Regions from separate parts of the Mus musculus genome. Here regions 1 and 2 are each linked to region 3. The links are chromatin loops, found by intact Hi-C in ENCODE. Cell type or tissue: heart. All regions are shown on one strand.

Region 1 (8,000 bases), 80 kb before region 3:
GTGTGCTTGGCACATAATAATATGGCAGCAACTGTGGACAGAACTTTGTAATCCCTGCACTCTCCATGTTATAGACTAGCAAGGATGATACCCATAAGGAGTTATTTCCAAACACTCTCTGCTTGATCCGATGACTGAAAGCAGGGAAATGGAGATGCCATAGTCACCTTAACTGGGAGACTAGGCAGGCTTTCAAAGCATTTCTTAAATTGAAAAATACACCAATGGCAAAAACGTAATTGTATGTAACCTATATACCATATATCTTTTCTGGAGCAAAGTATGTCTTTTAAGTACAAAAATATAAAAAGAACAAGTCTTTCCAAGCTATCCTCCCAAATTTCTTAGCTTCTAACTGTTGGGAGCCTGGCCAAGCAAGGCTTTTTGTAGGCACAAATGAATGGAGGAAGAAAGGAGCATCTTGTGTAAAACCAGGGTCATGCTTGACAAGGTCTCTAATGGCCTGGGGCCAGGGCCTTGGTGGTATTGTGACTTTGAACCCTGAGGATCCAACTCTTCCCCTGCTAAAGGGCAATGGTTATCAGTCCCAAGGCCACTGTGCACATTTGAGATATCCTGCGTTCCTTTTGTGCCACATTGATTATCATGCTGACTTCCTCCCATTGTGCAACAGTTTTCTGCTGACTGTCCCATTTTTCCATGAATATGTTATATAAGATGCTTTCCTATTTTCATAAACACTTCATACATATGTCTGTACCCCTGGTCCTCCTCTGGTTCTCCTCTCAGGTCCAGGTTATCTAACAGGTGTCATGCACATAATAAATAATCCAGTGAGTTTCTGAGCTTTCAGAGCAAAAATGTCAAGGACTGATCACAGTGCCACAGTGCCGTGTGAGAAGGCTAGAACTACAGGAACAATGGAGGGGAGGCTCAGTCAGCTCTTCAGATAAAGAGACGGACGCATGGGATAAACGATACAGGGTATAGAGAAAAGATTTATCATGGCTCACAGATTTAGATGTCAATCTGATCAGCCTGCTCTACTGCTTTGGGCCTGCTGCAAGGCAGGACATCCCAGTGGGAGTGCATGGCAGAGCAAGCTTTCTCACCTTGAGGGCACAATGGAAAACTACATTGGCAAAAGTCTCAGTCAGCATTGCCTTTAAGGATGAAGTCTGATGGCCTGAACACCTCCCTCCCACCAGCGTTAACCCTTTAAAGGTTCTATCATCTCTCAAAGGGGTCAGACATGAGGGTTCAAGCCTTTAGTGCATGGGCCTGGTGGGGAAGGAGGGCATTCAAGATCCAAATACAAGACAGGTCCCCAAGATCCAATGCAGTTTAAAGGGCTTCAGAAACAATCAGACTTTTAAGGTGAATCTTAAAAGGTGATTAACAGATGACATGTAGGAAAATGGAGCTACTGACCTTCACATCAGGGAGAATGGTGTGCATAAAGACAAAACATACAAAGGCTGGTTTGCTCAAACCTGGGGGGTGCCTGCTATGTCTGAAATGTTTCAAATGCATGTGGAGAGTTAAAAACAGCTCAATTTGGGTGCTATGAAAAAAAATCAATTTTTTAAATTAAAAGTCTATTTGAAGCTATGTGCATAATGATCAAAAATGGTACTGTAGTTTGGAACTTAAATGTTTCCTAAAAGCCCATGTGCTTAAAGGTTTGATTCCGAATTTGGCACTCATGAGCAGCGATAGAAACTCTTTTAAGGTGGGTTCTAATTGCAAGTTTTTAGCTTGTTTCTCTCTTTCACAAACCAGCTGTGATGTGAACAATTTTGTCCCGACACTCCTAATGTGCTGCTCTGCTACACTCCAAATGAACTGGTCCAACTGTTCGTGTGAGCCAAATTAAACCTTTTCTCTCTATAAACTAATTAACCCAGGTGTTTGTTATAGCAGCAAAAAGCTAACAGAGATGGCAAGGAGATAAATGCATAAAGTTGGTTTTATTCTTTATTACATTTATTTGTTTGTTTGCTGCTTGCTTGCTTATTGGAGGTGTGGGTCACCATCGCTCAGGCACACATGTGGAGGTCAGATGACAAATTGGAGGAAGGTGTTGGTTCTCTCCTTACATCATAGCATAGGTTCACACGATCAAACTTGACAGCACATACCTTAACCTGCTGAACCATCTCACTGGCTCTCAAATGTAGATCTCGTGATGTCCTGGCAGTGATGACACCCTCTTGAAGGTTAATGGTAACAAGCCATGTAGGTAGCTAGCATGCCTTAAACCTGTTGTAGGAAGAGCTTTCTACACATAATCTCTGCCAAGCCCCAAACCAAGCAATGATGAACAAAGGAGAGAAGAAAGTACACAGGGGCATGATGGGAAGTCAAAACGGTTGGTGGCTTTCCACTCCAGAATCCAGACTCTGCTTATCCTGGAGCCCACTTTCTCCTTTCCACAGATGATGTCTTCACACTACTTTCTAAAGGAAATTTCGGGATTCTTAGGACTAGAATATTATATGTGGAAACTCATTAGGAAAGGGAATAGTGGATTATGAACAGAAAGTCAAGTATAAGAATGAATCATTGTTTATAATAAACAAACAAAACCACACCAATTTTGAGACCATAGGTCCCTTTTGTTAGAGATCAGAAATGCTTCTACAGAGATGCTCTGACTACAATGTGATTCTCATCAAACCTTCCCTACCAACAACTGACTGTACCACATGAGTCTACACAGTGAAATACCCTGATTTTTTTCTTTTTTTTTTATTAGATATTTTCTTTATTTACATTTTAAATGCTATTCCCTTTCCTAGTTTCCTCTCTGAAAGTCCCCTATACCCCACCACCACCTGCTCCCCAACCCACCCACTCCCACTTCCTCGCCCTGGCATTCCCCTGTACTGGGGCATATAATTTTCACAAGACCAAGGGCCTCTCCTCCTATTGATGGCCGACTAGGCCATCCTCTGCTACATATGCAGCTAGAGACAGGAGCTCTGGGGGTACTGGTTAGTTCATGTTGTTGTTCCTCCTATAGGTTGCCGACCCCTTCAGCTCCTTGGGAAGTACCCTGATGTTTAAGCTCTGCATTTGTTTCACTGAAGGCCACCTCTACCACTGCTGGACAATCCTTTAAACCTTTGCAAAGAATTTCAACAAAGGGTGAGGCTTTGAGACAATTCACTACAAGACATCAAAGAAAGTAAATAGGAGTGCAGTGTAAAAGGAACGAGAAATCCCACATTTTCTTCTCTGTAAAAAAGATGGGACACAGTAAGAGGCATGGCTGTGAAGCCATGCATGCATTCCTAGGTGGGCCCCAGCCTCTGTTCCGTAGCAGCTGTGTGAGCCAGAACATGTTCCTTGGCACACTATCAGGACCACATAGGACAAATGCACAATATCCCAGAATGTAGTTCCTTTCCCACAGGACGAGCCCTTCACTGGCTTTCTCTTCTGTCCTGCCCCTCAGCCCATCCAGTCTAGTGTAGACAGGTTTCACTCTATATCTCTAGTATGTCCTGGAATGACTCCTATCACTGTACATTATTACCTGCTACTTCACCAGACATTCCCTAGATACCCAGACAGAAAAGCACACCACTATCTTTAAAAAGCAACTCCCATTAATGAATAGAACCCTACTCATGTGGCCTTTTGCTCATCACTGGCTGGGATGCTCCTCAGAAGCTGGGGCTATGCCTTGTTCTGCTGCAGACAGTCAGAGGAGAGAGGTCTAGCTCACAGAAGACGGTTCGAACTGAAATATCAGAAGTCCATCTCTTTTCCAAAACAACACAAAGGCAAGCTTTCCCCTAAGGGATCTCTTTTCCTTTCTGTAAAACAGTACACAGACCCCACCCCCCCCCCCCGCCCCTAGCCCCTAGCCCTCCACTGAATTACAGTTAAAATAGCTTTTGTGAAGGACAGACACGGGACACAGTGGCCATTTCTCTTCATGTGTGTGCACCCAGGCAATGAAGCCATTGTAATGGGAACAATGTGTGTTTCATTGCACTTCAACAGAACACATGACACTGTGTTTTGAGCCTGGGTGGGGATAGGGGCCAAAGTAAAGAAACCAACCCTAAAGTTTTATTGCATGAAATTCTGATAAAGAAGCACTTCGAAGCCTCTTTCCCATCATCAAAAAACCCACACTGGGCAAGATCAGAGCTTAACAGCCAAAAAAAAAAAAAAAAAAAAAAAAAAAAAAAAAAAAACCACATTCAATCCCTGAGATCATTTTCCTGAAATAGAAAACTACATATGTTTCTCAAATTTCACATCAAGCCACTGCAGAGGCCAGACTGCAGGGCTAAATTGGCCCAATAAGAGAAAAAGAAAGGAGAAGGGAGAAGGGAAAAAGAGAAGGAAAGAAACCTATTCTCCCACATGGCCACGTCTCCTCAGCACAATGTAGACTTACAAGCACCCAGCCACAGAGCTCTCAGTGAGAGTTGCTTATCCTGCAGCTTTTCCTTTGTCAAATTAAGAGACACTGCCTTGGATTAAAAAGACGCCTTAAATTCAAAAATGACTTCATGGTTGGCTCAGAGCTCCGAGTCTCCAGGGCTGGCCGCCAGGAGCACATCTAGTTCAGAGCCTCCCTCCCCTCCCTACTGGAATCAACCTGACTTCCAGAGAGACTGCAGGGCAAACCCTCAAGCAGAAGGGGTTTCCATACTAATTAAAGTCCAAGCACCTCTTTGAAACTATCTCCAGCTCAGCTTATAGAAAACTGAGGTTTCCTAAGAAGCAAGGATGGGGGTTAGGGATGAGGTAAGGGTACAAACAGGTAAAGTGGCATTGGGAAGATATTACGTTTTAAACAGCAGGCTACACTCTAGATAAGAACCAGAAAGAAATCTAGGAGGATGGATGAGCTAAAGACCTTTACAGAACCCGGGGAGAAGGCCTGACTTCTGAAAGGAGTAAGAGCCAGGCAATATTCAAAGCTGAGAGTTTTCACTAATGGATGCACTGCTTGGCACATTCTAACATACAGGTTGACATTTTTTTATTCATTAACAAAAATGAAAGCCATCTTCTAAATGACTTTAGAACAAAGGAATCCCTGATAGCAGTTTCTTAATAACATTTAAATATTTTTTCAAAGGCCCTTGAGAGAGAAGGAAAAGAAACACAGCAAAAAGGAGGTATATAAATTTTTAAAAAGAAACTATACAGAAGGGGAAGAGAAAGAAGAGAAGGAAGGGTCAGAATTTCCATGTAAAGTTGAGTTCCAGAGGTCTAATTCTACAATTAAACCTTAACTACCCATTTCTAAGGGAAAGAGCCTAAGAAAAAAATCCAAAGGGGTGAATGGTGGAAGTCCTTTCACTAGATTATTACATCTGCACAAGGGTCAGGACCCATGGTATGGGGCAAGTCCTTCAAGCTCCCCTCCACCTCCCTTCTGCATCCTGTAACCCATCTTGAACACAACCACACTGTTGGAGCCTTGCTATATCATAGATTCCAGTACAAGATGCTAACACCTATAATGAGACAGGATGAATCTGAAAGCAACCAGAATAAAATAATAAAGACAAAATAATCAGAAGATCCAATTATCATCCAAGAAACAGTCCACTGGCAGAGGGGTCCACCCTGGATACAAACTAACTGAAGAGTTTACAAAGAAATCCATTCTATGGAGACCTGGTTTCAAGAAAAGGTACCCCTAATCAAGTTACAGCCCAAAGGTCATACTGACCATGCAACCTTGTCCCTTGGTTTCAACCTCAGGGTAAAATACTTCTGATTTCAGTATCATGTTCATAGTTCCAAGACTGTCAACAGAGAGTATACCATCATATCCATTTGCAAGCGAGGAACCAAATTCTGAGACTATTTCACTTTGCCAAATTAAAATAACAAATGGAAATACATTTAAGAGATGATCTGAGGCTTCAGAAAAAAGACAAAAGGTTAAGTAGAGGAAAAGCCATATGGCTTCTCAGTTAGAATTTCTGCCATGCTCTATCCACAGGATTTATGTCTAGATGTATAGAGCAGAGAACCTGGCAAAGAACCTTCTAGAACCTGAGCATTATAGACTAGTGGATCTCAACAATGGGTGCACCTCACTGGCACTGAAGTCACATGGCAACTACATCTGAAGGCAAACTTTTGCACTTAGATTTGCTCAACTTCCAAACACTGAAAGAAGCCCTCTAACCTCCCTGCCTCCATGTACCCACAGAGATAGGTGCTAGTGTCTACACAGGACAGCAGTAGAACTGAAGTTCCAAAGAACTGGGGCTTTCTTAGGCATGGATGAAAAGGCATTCTAACCCTCACAGCCACTCCTACCGCTGGCTGGCACAATACAGTCTGGTTTCTTATTCTTTAAGCCTCTTTTTTCCCATTAATTTATTTATTTATTCACTTTACATCTCAATCACAGCCCTACCTCTCCTCCTAATCCCCTCTTCACAGTGCTCCACCCCATTATCCCCCCCATTCTCTTTCACTTCTGAGAAGGGGCTGGTCTCCCCTGGGTACCAACCCTCCCTGGCACCTCAAGTCACTGCAGGACTAGGTACATCCTTCCACCGAAGCCAAGCAAGACAGCCCAGTTAGGGGAGCAGGATCCACAAGCAGGCAACAGAGTTGGAACGGCCCCTTTTCCAGTAGTTGGAGAACCCACATAAAGACCAAGCTCCCTATCTGCTACATATGTGCACAGGGGTGGGGGAGGGTCTCTGTTAGTTGACTCTTGCTCTTGTGGAGTCCATATCCCCCGTAGATCCCTCAATACTTCCCCCAACTCTTCCGTAAGACTTTCCAAGCTCTATCTAATGATGGCTGTGGCTCTGCATCTGTTTTGGCCAGCTGCTGGTTGGGGCGTCTCAGAGGAGAGTTAGGCAAGATTCCTCTCTGCAAGCATAACAGAGCCCACAGGATGGACTCAAGTTAAGCCAGTCATTGGTTGGTTGTCCATTCCTTCAGTCTCTGTGACATCTTTGCCCCACCCTCCACCCCCCTTCTTGTAGACAGGACAAATTTTGAATTAAATGTTTTGTGGGTGAGTTGCTGACCTTACCCCCTCACTGGGAGTCCTGCCTGGCTACAGGAGGTGGTTATTTCAGGCTTCATATCACCCACTGCTAGGTGTCTCAGCTAGTTCCACCATTGTAGACTCCCTGGCACCTCCCCCATCTCAAGTCTCTGGCAAGCCCTAGAGATGCCCCCCCCCCCCACACACACACACATTTCCATTTACTGTCCTAGCCCTCTCTCCTTGGCTTTCTCTACATCTGACCTCAGCTCCCCTCCACTCCTCATCCCCTCTCCTGCCCAGTTCCCTCCCTGGCCAGAGCAATCTCCACACCTGTTTGCATGTTCACATTCACAAGAGCTCTAAGGTACTAGAGTATTCCTATTCAATGCCTCACTGGAGAAGATAAGATAAAACCTCCAAACCGAAGGGGCTTAGGGGAAGCATTAAGCAACTTTATTTGATTTCTGAAAGACTGTACTTTTCTCCACACGAGCTTCTTATTTGAGTTTGCATTTACCTCAATATAATACTAAAATAAGTAAATACATTTTACTAAAGTAGAATTTGACCTAAAGTAAGGACAAATGGAGGTGGTCCGTGCCATGTACTAGAACGTGAGATATTCTATCCATGCATTGTATTTTCTATTTAAAGCAAACTGAGGCTTTGTCCTTCTGTAAAAGGAAATGGATTAACAGGGATTAAACCTGTATGCAAGGCCACCCAGGTGAGTATCAGTAAATAGTTCTAGCTAGAGAACATTTGGTTTCACTTCATGTTTTAAAAAATAAATTTAACTATGCATCTGTGTGGAGTTCTGTGCACATGAGAGCCAGTATCATGGAGGCTAGTGGAAGGTATTGGGTCCTCTGAAGCTGAAGTTCTAGGCAGCTGTGAGCCACCCAACTTGGGTACTGGAAACTTAACCTAGTTCCCCTGCAAGAACAGCAAATGCTTCTACCCACTGAGCTATCTCCACTTTTACTTTTATGGCTCCATTACTTTCATGGATTTTTAAGTGTTCAAGGAATATGAGGCACCA
Region 2 (8,000 bases), 170 kb before region 3:
ACAAGCAGAGCTCCTATTACAACAAACCTTCCCCTACCAGTTTTTCAATTATCTATGACTAATGAGCACTCTGGGAACAGTTTCAGACACACACATAATCCTCTTTCCTGATGTCAGCAGCAGAAATTAATGACTATGTGGATTGCTGGGAGACAGAAGATGCATTATAATGGTCAACAGAACTGTTATCCTCTCCAGGAAGGGGGGGGAGGGTATTGAATTAACTGGAAGGTTCAGTGTTCCTTTGTATTCTGAGAGGGAGATGAAACACAGGGGGAGATCTGGCTCCAGGCCCACGGAAATGTCAGAGAGGTTTGGGCGTGGGTGGCATGCGACCCTGCTTCCTTATGCTTGCTGTGGAATGCTGGTACCAGCTCGGTTGGGCAAGGCTGACAGGCCAACCAGATTATGTCCAAGATTGTGCTAAAGGACACTTTGCCTTGCCAGTTGGAGAGAATGCTGGAATTATTTCAAACTCAAGTTACTTTCAATCTGATTTAAAAGTGGGTAACAAGACTGAGAACATACAATTCTCAATCACTATGCAGTATTCAGAGGCATTTCTTAAGTTTGGCGTTTCACACAGACATGACACATGCTTGAATGGTTCCAGAGAATGGTAAGGCCTATCCTGACTCAGATCACATGGGTAGGTCAGCTCTGAGGATTTTCTAGAAAACTGGGACAACTGATAGAAAATGGCTAAAAGGATTGTAGTAGTCTTGGCTCCTGAATTGGAGTTACACTTGTATTAAATGATTCATCCAAGTAGAGACTTCCTGAGAACCCAAAGCTAGTGTTCTTCTTCCACTCTTTAAGGACAGCATCTGATACACCTCCTAGAAATCATGTCATTGTGACTAGAAACTAAATTCCATTTCCATTACTGATTTCACATCAAATTGTATGATATTCATTATCACTTATTATAGAAACGGTGGGTGAATAGACATCTACTGTGTGCACACACTGTCCCAGAGTAGCACCTAGGTTAAGGATTAAGATAGAGGAGATCTTTCTAGCAGGTACTAGTTCTTTCTAATACCACTTCTGAATTACATCTGTTAGTTAACATGTCTTATAATTACTCCATAGTTTAGACAGTTTGATACACATGGAAGATCCCTGACTTTGTATTCTTACTTGGTATTAATATGCCTTATACTCCATATGCTTTAAATGTACTTTTAAATAACTCTTACATACCATATCCCTATATTTGGTTTTATACATCTCTTCCAGTAGAAAGATAATAGCTCACAGACTTTTCTCTCTACATCTTATTTCTTTCACTCCCAAGTATCTAAAACATACTTTTAAAAGTAATGTTTACTTTAGCAAAATTACACATTTTTGTTTATTTTTTAAGATCATAAGACATAGATCAATCACCTTGAACAAAAAGATTAAAGTTGCACACCTATATGTGCCCACCTTGTACAGAGTTTCAGTAGAAAGTAAACAAAACAGATGAACACTAAATTTGACTCTCAACCCTGGATATTACTGGGGGATAAATTAGTAAATTAGTAAAGAAACTAATATAATCCCACCAGTGATCCACTCTCATTTCTAACTCAGGACAATGACACACATCAAGAGCAATGTACATACCTAGAAAATGGCAGAAGGCATGCTGGCACAAAGACTCTTCCTATGGCAGCAAGAGACTACATATACCAGATTCTTGCAGAATACAGCTCTCAAGTCCTCCCAGCTGGACAAGCTGGTTCAAAGAAATCTAATTAGCAACTAGTTACTGCAGTAGGTCAGTGAGCTGAAGAGCAGTATGAACATCTTGTATTTCAACAACATAATTATTCAAGTCCATGAGCTGTTGGTAACTGTTCTTGGAACATTTCTGTTCGTATAACTTTCCGTCCTAATAACAAATCAATGAAATGCAAATTGTTTTAGAAAGCAATATATGTAGGTCCTATAACTTAGGGTTGAAGTATTAGAGTTTATTATTTCATAGAATAGAAACAAAACTACAAAAGAATTTCAAAATTTATTCATCTACCCAGGAAGGGAAGAGAGGGGTTACATTTGAGGATCAGATCAGGGTCAGGATTCAAAGGTCTGACTCCAAAGGCTGAAATTTTCCTAAATTACCATCGAATTTAGGAACTCGGGTAAGGTAAAGACTGCAAGGAATCGGAAAGCAAAGCCCCACTGATAGGCTGTATATAGGAACAAAATCCTAAGGTCCACAATATTCTAACATACGAAGAACATCTACCATCTCCTTTCCTAGATCGACCCTTACAGACCAGGAATACAAAGAAGGAAGTGCATATCTCATGGTTCAGCCGTCACAGAAGCAATGTCTAGACTCACAACATGGCTCCTGACTCACTAGGCTTCCTCTGCTTTCTATACCTCCTACTATAGAATGTCACTCTTTTCCCTCTGCAGCATGCAGAAGGAAGCCAGGCCCGTAAGTCACATGGAGTCTAGAATAGCTGGCAAAATTCAATAGCTTCCAGAGGTATGGGAGTCAGTTCTGAACTATTCAGAGCATAGCTGTAGTCTTTTAGCTTGAAATCATCAGCTCTGACACCCACAACGACCTAATTCTCTAGATAATTGTTGATGACCTATTTTGTTCTCACCTAGCCTAAGGCTACCTCCTAAAAATCCTTCCCTAGGTAGATCGTAATTAATCCCTCTTTCCTCTAGAACCCCACAGTATGGTGTCTGGAATTACATCATTCTGCTCTTTATAAGAAAGACCTTGCACCTTCCTCTTCTAATTTCAATGATAACAGCACTGAGGGCTCAGCTCTTTCAACTGCATTGTCAGAGGCAGGCAGGTTAGCATAGCTTGTGGAGTTCAGGTTAGGTAATACATAATCTTGGATGCAGTCCATGGCCTTCCTACTCTCAGGGCTATGACCTTGGGCAAGTGATTTCTTTCCATTGCAAACTTCCTTGCTTATAAGAATTCTAAAATAATGCTATTTCCCTCCTAGAGTGGTAACGATAATTCATCAAGATAATGCCTAAGAAGCACAATTGCTGGCATCCCACATACAACAAAAGACCAGCAGGTAGTAGACACTATTACAGTTATCACAACTATCAGTGCCCGATATGTTGGATGCTGCCTAGCACAAAGAGGTCACAGAGTTCACTCTGGCTGAGCTAAAAACCTTGAGGGGTCTGTGATGTTAGTGTGTGATGAGATGTAGGTGTTTGAGGTCATGGGAGTTAGCTGCAGAAACCATGAAAGGTGTTAAAATATTCACAATAATGGAATTTAGTTTGCCAGAGTGGAAAAAATGTCTCCCTGTGGTCATGTGTGAGAGCCAAAGTTATGTTTTAAGCTTTAGTTACTGTGCCTAAGAGATTCATAAAACAAAAACGGCTCTAATCTGTAAACCCCTTGCCTCAGGACAGATACTTCCTGAAATGCTAGAGACCACTGTTTATGTTTTCATTTGTTAAACAAGTCTGACCCAGGTGCACTGGATGTGCTTGGTCACATGTAGATGAAAGATACCTAAGCAGGAAATACATCAGGATGTATGCTTGCCCCTGATTGGATGTAGGCAGGAGGTATGTAGGCAGAAAGTATGTCAGGATACATACCTTTGATTGGACCTGATGGGAAATATGAAGCTTTATGGGTCTGCCTTTATAAGCCAGCGCAAAATGTGACTTCTTGCTATTTTCTGGAAACCTTGGAAAGGTCCTGGCCAGAGTCTATCATCTTGGCCAGTTTTTAATTAAAGCTTGCTTCAAATTTGGCTCAAAATTTGTGGAATTGGTCTTTCTCACATGATTCTCAAGTTCAACACATGTTTCCATGCTAAATCTTCAGAATGAAATGTTTTAAGAATAAGTGTAGAAAGCATTCTCTTTGGAGCTATTTTAAGCACTAAATGCTGGTTTCAAAAGGAACATCAACAAAACCCTGGACTGTCAGATGACTATGACTTTCTAGAGCTTTGTAAGAAACGGCAGCCCTACAGAGTATCCCGACATCTAAGAAAAGGCAGATTCAGGAAAGAGTGGCTTTAGCTGCCATTCTGCTCCAGGTACTATGTGGGGTTTCATATTTGTTGTTTCACAGTTCTATGAAAACTACATTAAAAAAAATCAACGACAACTAATACAGACCTATGTTTCTCAGTTTTAAACTTATGTGCAAATGACTTGTTTTTCCAAACCTGCAATTCACTATTGAACAGAATATCTGTTCACTAGAAAGACAGGATTTTCAAAATAAAGGATAGTCTTTGACTCACTGTGCTTCTTTGTGTGATCCCATTTACTGATGCAGCATAGCCCAAGGAACACTTTGTCAGAGCCAGTGTGGGTGAGCAGTCTAGACTCCTGTTTGTACACTGCTGGATCACAGAAGATAACAGCCTCCTAACAATGGCTGCCTCTATGGGATGTCAAACAGCAACTCTCACAGGAAAGGGCCAGTCAGCAGGGCTGGTGGTAACCGCACAAGGCCAAACATCTGGTGATTTCAAGACATCTGGGGTTTTTCTATCATGTAGACCAAACACGATTCAGGTAATTGACCAAATTTTTCACTTTCCAACCAGATGTCTTACTTTCATAAAGAGGAAGCCAGTCTTGTACTTTCATGTGCAAATAGGCTAGACTAAATTCACCCCCAGAGGGCAGGATTAATTGCTTATACTCAATGAATACTAAATTACATATTATTTCTTTTTCCCCCAACTGTTTTACCCTTGAAAAGGCTTTCTGCTATTGTTTTGAAAAGTGTATATTTCATCTTAGAAGTGCTCTTTTTAAAGCCCTACTCCTCACATTTTTGACAGGGAGCCAGAGTGCTATTAGGAAGAGTGTGATTTCAGCAGTCAGTTTGATCTGGCTTTGGTTGCATGCCTCGACTTTCAGAGCCTCAAGCCCTCTAAACTCAGATTCTTTGTAGATAAACATCATAAAATCCATCTATAAAGACCATTATCAAGATGCAAGCACACTGTCCCTACAGTGCTTGGATGCTTCTTGTGTCTGGTACTGAGATTACAGAGACCAAAGTGCCTATGCATCCCACAGGTTCTCTATCAAGAATGCAGATAGGACTGAAGAGAGGGTGGTGAGTGTGTGTGTGTGTGTGTGTGTGTGTGTGTGTGTGTGTGTGTGTGTGTTTCCTAGTATTCTTACAGATTTTACAAAGAAATGTCCAGTTTGTAAGGGGAGGGGGTGTATCTGAAACATTTCCTTTTCCTTAACCCTTATATGGAACGTATGCTGGAATTTTCCCTTGTCAAGTTTGTTTCAAGAATTCATGTGGTTATGAATTTCCACATTTCTATTTTCTATGCCGTTGTCCTGACAACCAACCATTTTACTGGACAGATGATGAAAAGAACACAACAAGGTGTCTTTCTTCAGTCAAGTCTAGTTGGCAAAACCCAACAGCAAGGAAAGAATGTTTGAAAGATGACAGGGTTTAGGTGTGATCTCCTTAAATAGAGGACAGATGTATGGATAAGTCTAGGGGACTCAGAGCACATGGGCACAAAGAGAAGCTGCTGTTACAGAACTTACTTGAATGTAACAGCTACCATGTTTCAAAAGCCAGGCTGTAAATAAACATTGAACCTAAAGCCAAGAGCAATGGGTTTTTCTTTCTGTTTGTTTGATGTATACTAGATTTCATCAGAATTCAGAAATATCTCAACTATATGAAGAAAGAAACTATGAATATAGCTTTTTAACTTTTCCTCCAGCAATGAGAATTCTTTTGCCATGAAATGAAAGGTTCTGGAGCCCAACAGCAATTCTGCTCTGCCTCAAGTAAAGAAGGAAATGCCCAAAGGCTGATTGATGTAGGCATTGTTCTTACACTCCAAGGATGCAGATTCATGGACTAAGATTCAGAGGTTTGATTCTAGAACCTGACCTGTGCCATCAGACCATCTACCTGGAGATTAAAGAAGGGATGACGCTTTGGGTTAAGGAGTATTCTCCCTCCAATACAGAGGGAGAGCTGGCCAAGTTGTCATTTAATCAAAATATTGGAGTCAAATCTGTGAATTCATGCAATTGTAATAGAAGATTCCAGAGTCATGCTGTGACTTTACAGCACTTAAACTCTACAGCTCTCGATTACCTGGGGTGGGGGTAGCATACACATTTTGGGGAAAATGGTCAACTGATAAAAAATGCAAAGTTCAAACTTTATAAATCTAATTTCTATGTTTTAAAAGTCTTATTCTTTGGACAGAGGATCTAGAAAAGTGAACAGATTTTAGTCAAAATGATAATTAGCTCAAAGCCCCAAAAAGAGTCCCTAGTCACCATGTCCAATTACCTAGGACACAAGAAGGGGCCCCCAGAGGAAGCTCTGAGCACAGCAAGAACCAGCTCTCCACTCCTACAGGAGTTAGTGTTCCGAAAGGCTAGAGAGAAGAAGACAAAGACAGAGAGAGGGCAGGAAAAGGGAGGAGAAGGGAGCTAAGTGTCACCTTTTGGGGTTGTTTCCAGAGATGGCATTTGGGTTACACATCCTCTGGGAGGTACTCAAAGTGGGACACCCATAGTAGTAGCCCACCAAGCCCTAGCATAAACAACAGAGCTGACTTTTAAAAGATAAATATGGAGAACATGAATTTGAAGGTAGTTAAGACTTAATTATAGGAACTACAAACACAAAGAGTAAAAAAAAAAAAAAAAAAAAAAAAAAATGCTGTCTCTTTACATTTCCCCTTCCCAGAGATAAATAGTAATGAAATTTGAGAAAGTATCACATGAGACTCCTCCACAATATTAAGATATGCCTTATTCAATTCCTTGTAGCAGAGTTAGTATGTTTATACAACCGTAAAGTCTGTGTTTTAAGCTCAACAGATGTCTTTCCTCATCAATGAGTATCATATTTTCTATTAGAGAATATATCATGATGTTATGGAGATGACTTGGTCAGAAAAGTGATTGCTGGGCAATCAGAAAGACTTGAGTTTGATCACTAACATCCAGATTTAAAAAAAAAAATAACCAACAAGGAGTAAAAGTGCACACATCTGTAATCTCAGCACTTCTTAACAGAGAACAGGAGAGCCTTGGGGCTTCTTGCCAGCCAGTCCAGCTGACTGGTGAGCTCCAGGTTCAGTTCAGCCAGAGACCCTGTCTCAAAAGCTAAGCTAGAGATTAAGAAGACATTGCTGGAGACCCCTGTTTTATACATGCATATGTGCATCCATATGTGCTTACATACCATATAAAAACATACATACAACACACACACACACATATGCACCTACACACAGAGGGGAAAATATACCACACTTTAAGATATGTCATATTATTTAACCATGTCTTAGAATTGAATATTTAACCCTTCTTTTTCTGTTTCAAAGCAATCCGGACTTAGCTTTATTTCAAAGTATACTGTAGGGGGACGGGGCTAATCTGACCATAAAAAAAAAAAAAAAAAAACAAAAAAACCTGTAATTTAGATCTTCAGTGACCTTCAAAGACTCATATACTTAGTCACCAGTCTCTGATGCTGTCAGAAAGTGGTGTAATATTTCTGAGTTGTTGCCCAATAGAAGGAAGTTAAGCTATCTAGGTATGGATATAAAGGTAATGGCCTCTTCCCCTCTCCCTTGGCATCCTAAATTAGCAGCTGTGTTACACCACACACTCCATACCCCAAAGCTTTATGTTGACATTTGGCGCAAAGCTATAGTAGTCAAGCAACCATGGACTGTCCTCTCTGAAACTGTGAGCCACATGAAATCTTTCTTCTTTTGGTTTATCTTAGGTGTGTTTTCTGTGGAACAGAAAGCTGACCCACACAGAGAGGAATAAACAAGGCTAAGAGATAAGGGGAGAGAGTTGTATGAGTGGCTAGTGAGAATTATTTATACTACTCAGCCTCCTGATTCAGGGAGGAATTGAGAAAGTTTTGGCCACACAATGTCTAGAAATTTGATCAAACAATATTTTGAGTATTTCTGTGAGAGACTTTTGGGGTGAGTCTTATGCTCACACCTGAGTAACATTCC
Region 3 (8,000 bases):
GTTTCTTCAACAGATGATGTTGGGGAAACTGGCTAGACACATGCAAAGGGATGAAGCTAGATTTGTCCATCAGACAGACACACACAAATATAACCAGCCTTCCACATCTATAGATATTATCAGCCAAAAATCAAGACTTTTAGGAAACAATTGTATCTATATTAAACGTACAGGAACCTTTTTACTCATCATTATTTTTAAAGCAGTATAGCATGACAATGTTCTGGTTTTTATCTCTGTTATTGTAACAAATAGCCTGACCAAATGTGGGTGAGGAAACCATTCACTTCAGTTCACAATTGTAGATTAATCTGTCACAAAGGGAAGTCAAGATAGGCAGAAACTCAAAGCAGAACCTTGGAGGCGGGCCTGCTTGAAATTCTATACATTTGACCTCTGATCAAACAATTCTATTCAAAGCCAAAGAAGTACAGCAGGGAACATGGAGAATGCTGCTTGCTCACTGGCTGTCTTAGACCTGCCTAGGGATGGTGTTGCCCACAGTAGGCTGGGCCTCCTACATCAATTAGCAGTCAATACAGTTACATAGAGGGAGGAAGGGAAAGAGAAAGATGAGTGAGGGGGAAAAGGGAAAGAGGGAAGAAAGGAAGGAAGGAGGGAAGGAGGAAGGGCTGGAGGGATGGATGGATATGAAATACTATCACTAAATTTCCTTCTAGGGGAGGGGGTCTACCCCCTTCCTCGCTAACAACAAAAAAAACAAGGTACAAGTCCATCAACGTTCACCATGGGGAAACAATGAGTGTATTGGCTTACTTATAGAGCATGGGTAAGAGGTTAGTGACAGAAGCTTAGAGGACTCCAAAGTAGCCATACTGGAAAGTCTTCACCCTGTGTAAATAATGGCTTCCCAGTAGTCATAAAGATGGAAACCCCTTCCCCAGTTAGCACTATCTTACTCTAGCACCTCCTCTGGAACCTAAGGCCACACTCAGTTGGGGAATGATTACAAAAAAGTGGTGTTTTACTCTGATGTGGGTCCAATGACTTCCTACATGCTCTGTCTAGACAAGAGGGCACAGCTCATCTCATTAGGATGGCAGCTATTTTGCTTGAAGGATAACATCCTAAATTAAAAAAAAAAAACTTGAACACTAATACAGTTTTGGGTCTCTAGAAGGCTTGGAACAAAAATCCTCTGCAGATACAAGCAGCAAGGGAATTCTGTAATATCACCACCATGTAGAATCTAAAAGCCTCTAAGGTAAAACAGAAAATAAAATGATAGTTACCAGCAGGTGAGAGGCAGAGGTCATGTGATGTTGGTCAACAACTATATACTTTCAGTTATGAACTGAAAATCTTCTGGAGATCCAATGTAAACATGTGATAAAGTTAGCATTATATTCTTGCAATTTGTTCATAGAGCAGAATTTAAAATTATTCATCCCCAAGGAAAACGAATACTATGTCAGATGATACATGTCTATATACACATATAAAAAACATGATTTACACTGATATAACACTAGATAGATAGATAGATAGATAGATAGATAGATAGATAGATAGATAGATAGATAGATAGATAGGGTTAGTTATACCCCACTAAAGCTGGGAGAGGCAGAATAAAACATAATCTGGATAAACCTGTGGTGATAATAATGTAAAATGTTTACTGTCTGGGAAGTTAATAAATCACATTATTGGTGTATCTGTGTTATCTGTGTGACTGTTCCCAGAGAGGATTAACTAGGAGACAAGATCCATCCATGCTGGATGTGAATGGCACCATCTCATAGCAGGATGTGATCAAACAGGGACCGAGAGCCCACCAGTCTCCCTTTTGTTGAGTTTCATCTTGTGTATTGTGGAACCAATGTGTTGTAAAGAATGTTTCCCCATTAGTTTCTGATTAGTCCAATAAAAGGCTCCTTTTCTTACAACGATAATCTATACATTATAAAAACAATTATGAAACAATTATGAAAACTATCATGTAAGAATTACATTCACAATGTTCAGTCCATTTGTGTTTGGCAACAATTAGATCTAACTCTATTATCTATCCTGTCTTGGTGAGTCCAGAGTTCCATACTATTATTTTCCATCCTAACTTCTACTACAAACCTAAAAACATCTTAGACCTAAAGTCATCTCCCTGCTGTCCATGATGTGAGTTGTTCCTACCATAGTGAACTGAAATCGTGAGCCAAAATGACTTCTCCTGCCTTAAGTTATTTTCTCATGGGTTTCTCATAGCAACAGGAAGTGTAAGGAGGCTTTTAGATCAAATGGCTTTGTCGCTGGCATTCCTCACATACAGCTTCAGGCCCAGATGACTTTGCTAGTGAGTTCTACTAACCACTAGAGAGAAAATGTGTGTGTGTGTGTGTGTGTGTGTGTGTGTGTGTGTGTGTGTGCATGCGCATGCGTGCACACGCGTAAAAATACTCCCTAACTGATTCTTTAAGGCCAATATTAGTCAGAAAATATAACTCAGAAAATACAAGAAAGGAAAATTACAAATCAAAACCCATTATCATCAATGATGCTGGAATGCTTAAAATCTCAGCAAATGGAATCTAAAATATACAGTTAATTGTATGTCAGTCACTACTACATGGGGCTGCTACTAACTACCCTGGCTGAGAACACCTCTCTGCCTGCGATCATCTCAAGAGTTAAATGATCTCTATGGCACAATCCAGACAAAGAACTATGTCAGACTCCCCTTCTGGCTGGGAGTTTAAAGACGGGGCTTTCCCCAACCTGGTGTTGTTGTTGTTGTTGTTGTTGTTGTTGTCGTCGTCGTCCTTAAAAAGGCTAATAATTGGCTGTAGTTTTTAGATAAAGGTTATAGAAAAAGAACTAAATTCCAGAAGACAAAGCCCAGCAAAATTCATGAGAGCCTGGATAAGAACCTGGCACCCTTCCCAGAAACACAGTGCTCCACCAACTGGGTTATTCCCTCCTCCTTACTTGCAAACTTTGACTTCCTAATCCTAAGCCACCCCCCCCCCTCAAAAAAAATCATCCATAGGCCCTCCTCATCCCCTATTTTCCACCCCAGACCCCATCAGTCAGGAGCAGTCCTCTGGGGCTCTTATTCATACAGCCAGGGCAGAAGCCTTTAAGTCAAGACCAAGCATGACAGCTGCATTAGAAGGAGACTCCAGAAGACAGACTAGCAGCACCCCCAGCTAGCAACAGAAAAGAGAAACATCAGGACTCACATAGCTCACAGTAAAGACGGGAAACCCTTTAAAAAGGACAAGAAAATGAAACAAAAGACAAATCTACAAATCCAGCCACAAACTCAGACTTTAATTCTTCCTTATGGATTTGCTCCCTAAAAGCACAATCCAATGGGACCTTTTGAATTGACACACACACACTTGATCAAAAAAGAGTCAAACTTGGCCACAGTTTGCCCTTTAACTAGGAGAAGAAATTCGAGCTAAAATGTAAGCAGTGCTCCAGTGAATGGACCAGTGACAGAGGAGTTCCCCCACAGTGTGTGTCTCCATCCTGAAATGGTCATGAAGTTCATAAACATGGAAAGATCCCCCTATACCCTTCCTGGCCTGCAGCCCTGTAACAAGACAGATGGCATTATCCCATTTAAACTGAAGTACGCACCAAACACTATCTCCAGATGCTCAGCTTCTATAGCCTTAAACAGCACCAGCCTTGAAACGCTTTTACATTGCCAAACTTGAAATCAACGACTTAAAATGTTTAGAGAATTGTCCCCAAATTGGGGTGCGGGGCGGGGGTGCATTGCAAAATTCTCTTTTCTGGGAGAAAGAAAAAACACTTTATTTAATTAACTGTACACTACTCAGAGAGATAGGGCCTTAGGCCCCAGACATCTGTAGGGCAGTCATTGGGATGCAGTAAAGGCCTCTCCCTTGGGCAAGACACCTCACCCAGAATACACAAGAAACTGAAAGGCCAACCAGTGGCCTGGCTGTGAGACCCAAAGGTGAAGGAGGGAAACATTTAGCAGGCTAGAGAAGCTTTTGGGGGGAGCTGGCTAAGAGCCTGCGTGCCTGCAAGAACCCCTGGGAGGGTCACTTACTTGTCCAATATGAAATCACATTCTAGCTAGCAGGCCAGCAGGCCACCATGCACAGCCGCACCGCACCCAGCAGGGCGGTCCAAACAAGCTGTGACTCCGCCCGCTTCAGTCCAGCCCCTCCAGCAACCCTTGTAAGGAGCAACCTGATTGGTCCTTTGAAACGGGCACCGTGAATGGCCAGTACTTGTGAGCCCTGCTCCTCCCCACTGTACTGTAAGTCTTGGGTTTGCATTTCAAAATCCTTTCGCTGCCTGGATTTTAAAGATGCCCAGGCAACAGAGACGGCTCAATCTAAGCAATCCCCTCTGAGCGCCAGCTAACCTAGCCAACCTACAGTATGTGGTGGATATTTCCTGTTAAATCGCCCTCGGCTGAGCACCAGGATTGCTATGGGCTTCAATTCCTTGAACCCTTTATACCTGGTGCTTTTCAGGAACTCTCACACTTTATGCTGTGGTCGAGGCTTTGAGGTAGAGACGACACCGTAAATCTAAAAGATAGATGACCCCTGCCTTTGAGAAGTTGACATACCAGTAAGCTACATGGACTCTCGGTACCCTCATCGCTAGATACTGAGAGTCCAAAACCGGTTTGGCTTTTTTTTTTTCTTTTTTTTCTTTTTTCTTTTCCTGGGGACTATTCCAAGGTTGCGAAAACCAACCCTTCTCGATAACAGAGACTTCCTTAGTCAGACCTAGTGTGTTTATTATGTTAAGACTAGTATCCACATGACCTGAGAGTAAACGAGTGATCGATCTCTCTCCGTCATCCAGGTAAGAACTCGGTGAGGCTGAGGCCACAGGATTAGTCCTGCACTCTCCTGGAGGTCTTGGTTTGGATTTATTTTCCTCTACACAAGCAGTGTTCAACCTTCTTTGGTGACCTATATCAGATATTTACATTATGATTCATAACAATAGCAAAAGTAGATATGTGAAGTAACAAAAAATATAATTTTATGGTTGGGTCACAACAACCTGAGGAACTATTATAAAGGGTCTCAGCATCCGGACAGTTAAGAACCTAACTGTTAAGATCTACACTATGATTGCATTTCCAGCTATTCAAAAAATTGTCTGCACAGTCTCAGATCTGTTACTTAGTCATGTGGACCAAGCATACAACGGGAATTATAATATTAAGACCTGGTTGTCTTTCTTTCCGGAGCACTATGAAGAACAAATTAAGTACCAGACATGTATATGTTTTGCAAAAGTTTGGATGCTTAATACACATGCTACATTGGCTCAGCTCTTCCTTAATGTATCCCAGAAATGCAACGCGCCTGTTGCCTCACAGTCTATGGCTTGGGTGGGAACCTGAAAGGTCTCCTCGTTGCTAAACATAAACTAGTGTGTTGGCCTTTGTGGATAGCTGTTTCTCGTCTTTGCTGTATTTGAGTTTTTATTTGAGTCCTCTTAAATAGCATATGACCAGTAGCAAAAATAGTGTTGTGGCTGGGCCTCCAGCAGCCATTTTAAACAATAAAAGGACCTTGGGATAAAAGGCACACAGAGGAAAGAAACACGGTGAAAGAAAGTGAGTCCCTAATGCTGTGTACACCAGACCAGGCTGAGTCCAAAAGACCCCACAGCTCAACTAGCACTAGAAATCAGGTGACTGACCTCTACTACAGAACCATCTGAAACTACATCACAGAAATGTTGTGCAAACGGTCGGATGCTTAATACCTATTATGCATTGCCCCAGCTCTTCCTTAACCTATCCCAGAACGGAATGTGTCTGCTGCCTCAGGGACTATGGGAAATGTACATTTTCAGGCTACAATTTATGGAAAGAAATAACAAATCTTGAGTACTTTATAAAATACTAGCTGACACAATGTGGCTGAAAAACAGAAGAGGAAATGGCTCCATGCAGAAGGCAGCAAGCACATGGGATTGCCTTTCTTCATTAACAGTCTGCTCTCTGAAAATCTAACTCACTCCAAGAAACCAGCATCAATCCCATTGGAACCCAGTATTCCCAGTGACATAATTACCTCCCACAAGTCCTCACAACTTACATGTTCTACCACTTGTCAACATCACCACACTGGGGACCAAGCTTCCAGCATATGAATCCTGTGGAGACTAGATCAAAGCATATCTAAATTACAGCAGTAGAGTATACAGATGTATACATATGAAGTCATGCTCACTCTTATACACATGTAGTCACACAGCTGCAAATTAAATCATGATACAAACAGATATACATAGACACACTGATAGAAATCACACAACCACATGTGTAGCCAACCACACTTTGTATGACCATATTTGTATAGTCTTACATTACCACTTCATCCTCATATATCATACATATAATTATATTTAGGCACACAAGCACATAAATTTAAAGATACAGAAAAGCATATGTACACAAATAAACAGATGTATGCATAGGCATACATGAATACATAACATCGTTAATGTAAACAATTCCTCATCTACTTTACATGACAGATTTCTGTTAACAAATGTTCTACAGGGAAAAGAAGAATGTGTTCACTTTTTGCAAATGTTCATTGTTTTCATTCATTAGTCATTGAGTATTTGATGGCAATATATAGATATAAGATAATAAAGAGTACACTCAGAAATGATAGTGGCATCTGAGTGCTAAGGTCTGTCATAAAAATTAATGACATTATTGCATAACATATGGGCCAGAATTCCTCTTGGATCATATATTCTCAAATATTTATTGCTCCCATATCCTTGAATAGTTTGAATGCCTCTGGAGTTGTAAATAATGACATCAAGATGTAAGATTATAAGGATTATAAATTATTAAGGATTATAAATAATTCTTTGCATTGCTTGAAAAACTGTAACTCAAATTTGTTGAAGCAAATAGCCACTTTTATTGATTCACACAATTGGGTGATTTAAGAAGAAACTGAAACTCATAAGAGTCATCCAGGAATTCCAATTATGTCTTAAATGACCATTTATTCTCCAGGTTTCATCTCTTAATTCCTATGATTGCTCCATACTCCAGTGGGATCATGCCACACAGCAGAAAATATGGCAATCAAGTGCTTTGACATCACCATACCTTCATGAATCTTGGTTGAAGAAAGGCAATAGTATCGTCATACTCACAGTTCTTGTAAGAATACCAGATATGTGTCCAACCCTAGGGATGGGCTGGGAAGATGTGAGCCTCACACTGGTGAAAGAGACAAGATGGGGATGGTGAAAAGATATTATAAGGCCATGAATGAATATCAAAAAATGTACTGGAAGAAAGTAGAAAAGAGGAGATCTAAAGCTTTGTGACAGTATTTATAAGAAATGATGAACTCACATACTAAGACGGCATTCTTGTGATGTTATAATCTCACACATTCAAAACAAACTATGGTGAAGAAAAGAAAAAGACCTAGAGGGGCCTGCGGAGGGAAAGTGACTGAGCCAAACTGTGAATGGACATGATGAAACTATCCCAGTCAGTGAGAATGTTGAAAGCCTTGATAGATGTTCATGTCTCATAAACACATCTATTTGAAATTACATGTTTCAGTATGTGTCAATTTTACATCTAATGTAAAAAGCAAGATGTAGCATAGCTGGAAGTATGGGGTAATAGGAACGATGTAAGAATTAGCAATGGAAAGATTCTGGTAGTTGTTGGATTTGGATGGCGGACACAGAAGCTCATTAAATTCCTTGTTTACTTTATATAAATGTATATATTTAAATTTTCCTTAAGAACACATATTTTAAAGCAAAGAAATTCAAAACTATGTAGTAACTACCATGAAGTCTATAGGAACTAAGTGCTGTGGCACCGCATAACCTGAAACCGTTCCTTGCTAAGGAAGTGGAGGTATGGGCAAAGTGAAAGAATCGCTCTTGGAACAGGTATCCCATGCGTGTGACACTGAACTTGAGATTTGAAGTCAAAGAAGCCATGAAAGTGCCCTGAAGACCCAGTGGTGGTCAGA

What was found. Peaks named below come from ENCODE experiments on the same cell type or tissue, not always from the same donor. Only the 100,000 strongest peaks of a DNase experiment are listed, where the experiment ranks them.
Region 1: it touches region 3 in a loop (2.2-fold over the local background); 2 of 42 quality-filtered maps call a loop at or near these places.
Region 2: it touches region 3 in a loop (2.3-fold over the local background); 3 of 42 quality-filtered maps call a loop at or near these places.

Annotation. Positions count from the first base shown.
Region 1 is chr4:95,633,551-95,641,550 of GRCm38, reverse strand. The region is part of intron 5 of Fggy (FGGY carbohydrate kinase domain containing); the gene reads right to left. Among named protein-coding and RNA genes, the nearest start is that of Fggy, 80 kb to the right of the region's middle. In heart, a CTCF peak has its summit at 4,522; a DNase peak (open chromatin) is centred at 4,510; H3K27ac peaks cover 406 bases.
Region 2 is chr4:95,726,143-95,734,142 of GRCm38, reverse strand. The region is part of intron 6 of Fggy (FGGY carbohydrate kinase domain containing); the gene reads right to left. Among named protein-coding and RNA genes, the nearest start is that of Fggy, 170 kb to the right of the region's middle. In heart, a CTCF peak has its summit at 4,636 (motif pointing right); no DNase peak of the experiment used is centred here; H3K27ac peaks cover 638 bases.
Region 3 is chr4:95,553,637-95,561,636 of GRCm38, reverse strand. It overlaps Fggy (FGGY carbohydrate kinase domain containing), which reads right to left and starts at 4,130. Exons shown (of 16, transcript NM_001113412.1): 1 at 4,046-4,130. It overlaps Gm40206 (a long non-coding RNA gene), which reads left to right and starts at 4,271. Exons shown (of 2, transcript XR_867942.1): 1 at 4,271-4,818; 2 at 7,013-8,000. In heart, a CTCF peak has its summit at 4,114; DNase peaks (open chromatin) are centred at 2,896 and 4,186; H3K4me3 peaks cover 1,464 bases; H3K27ac peaks cover 1,885 bases.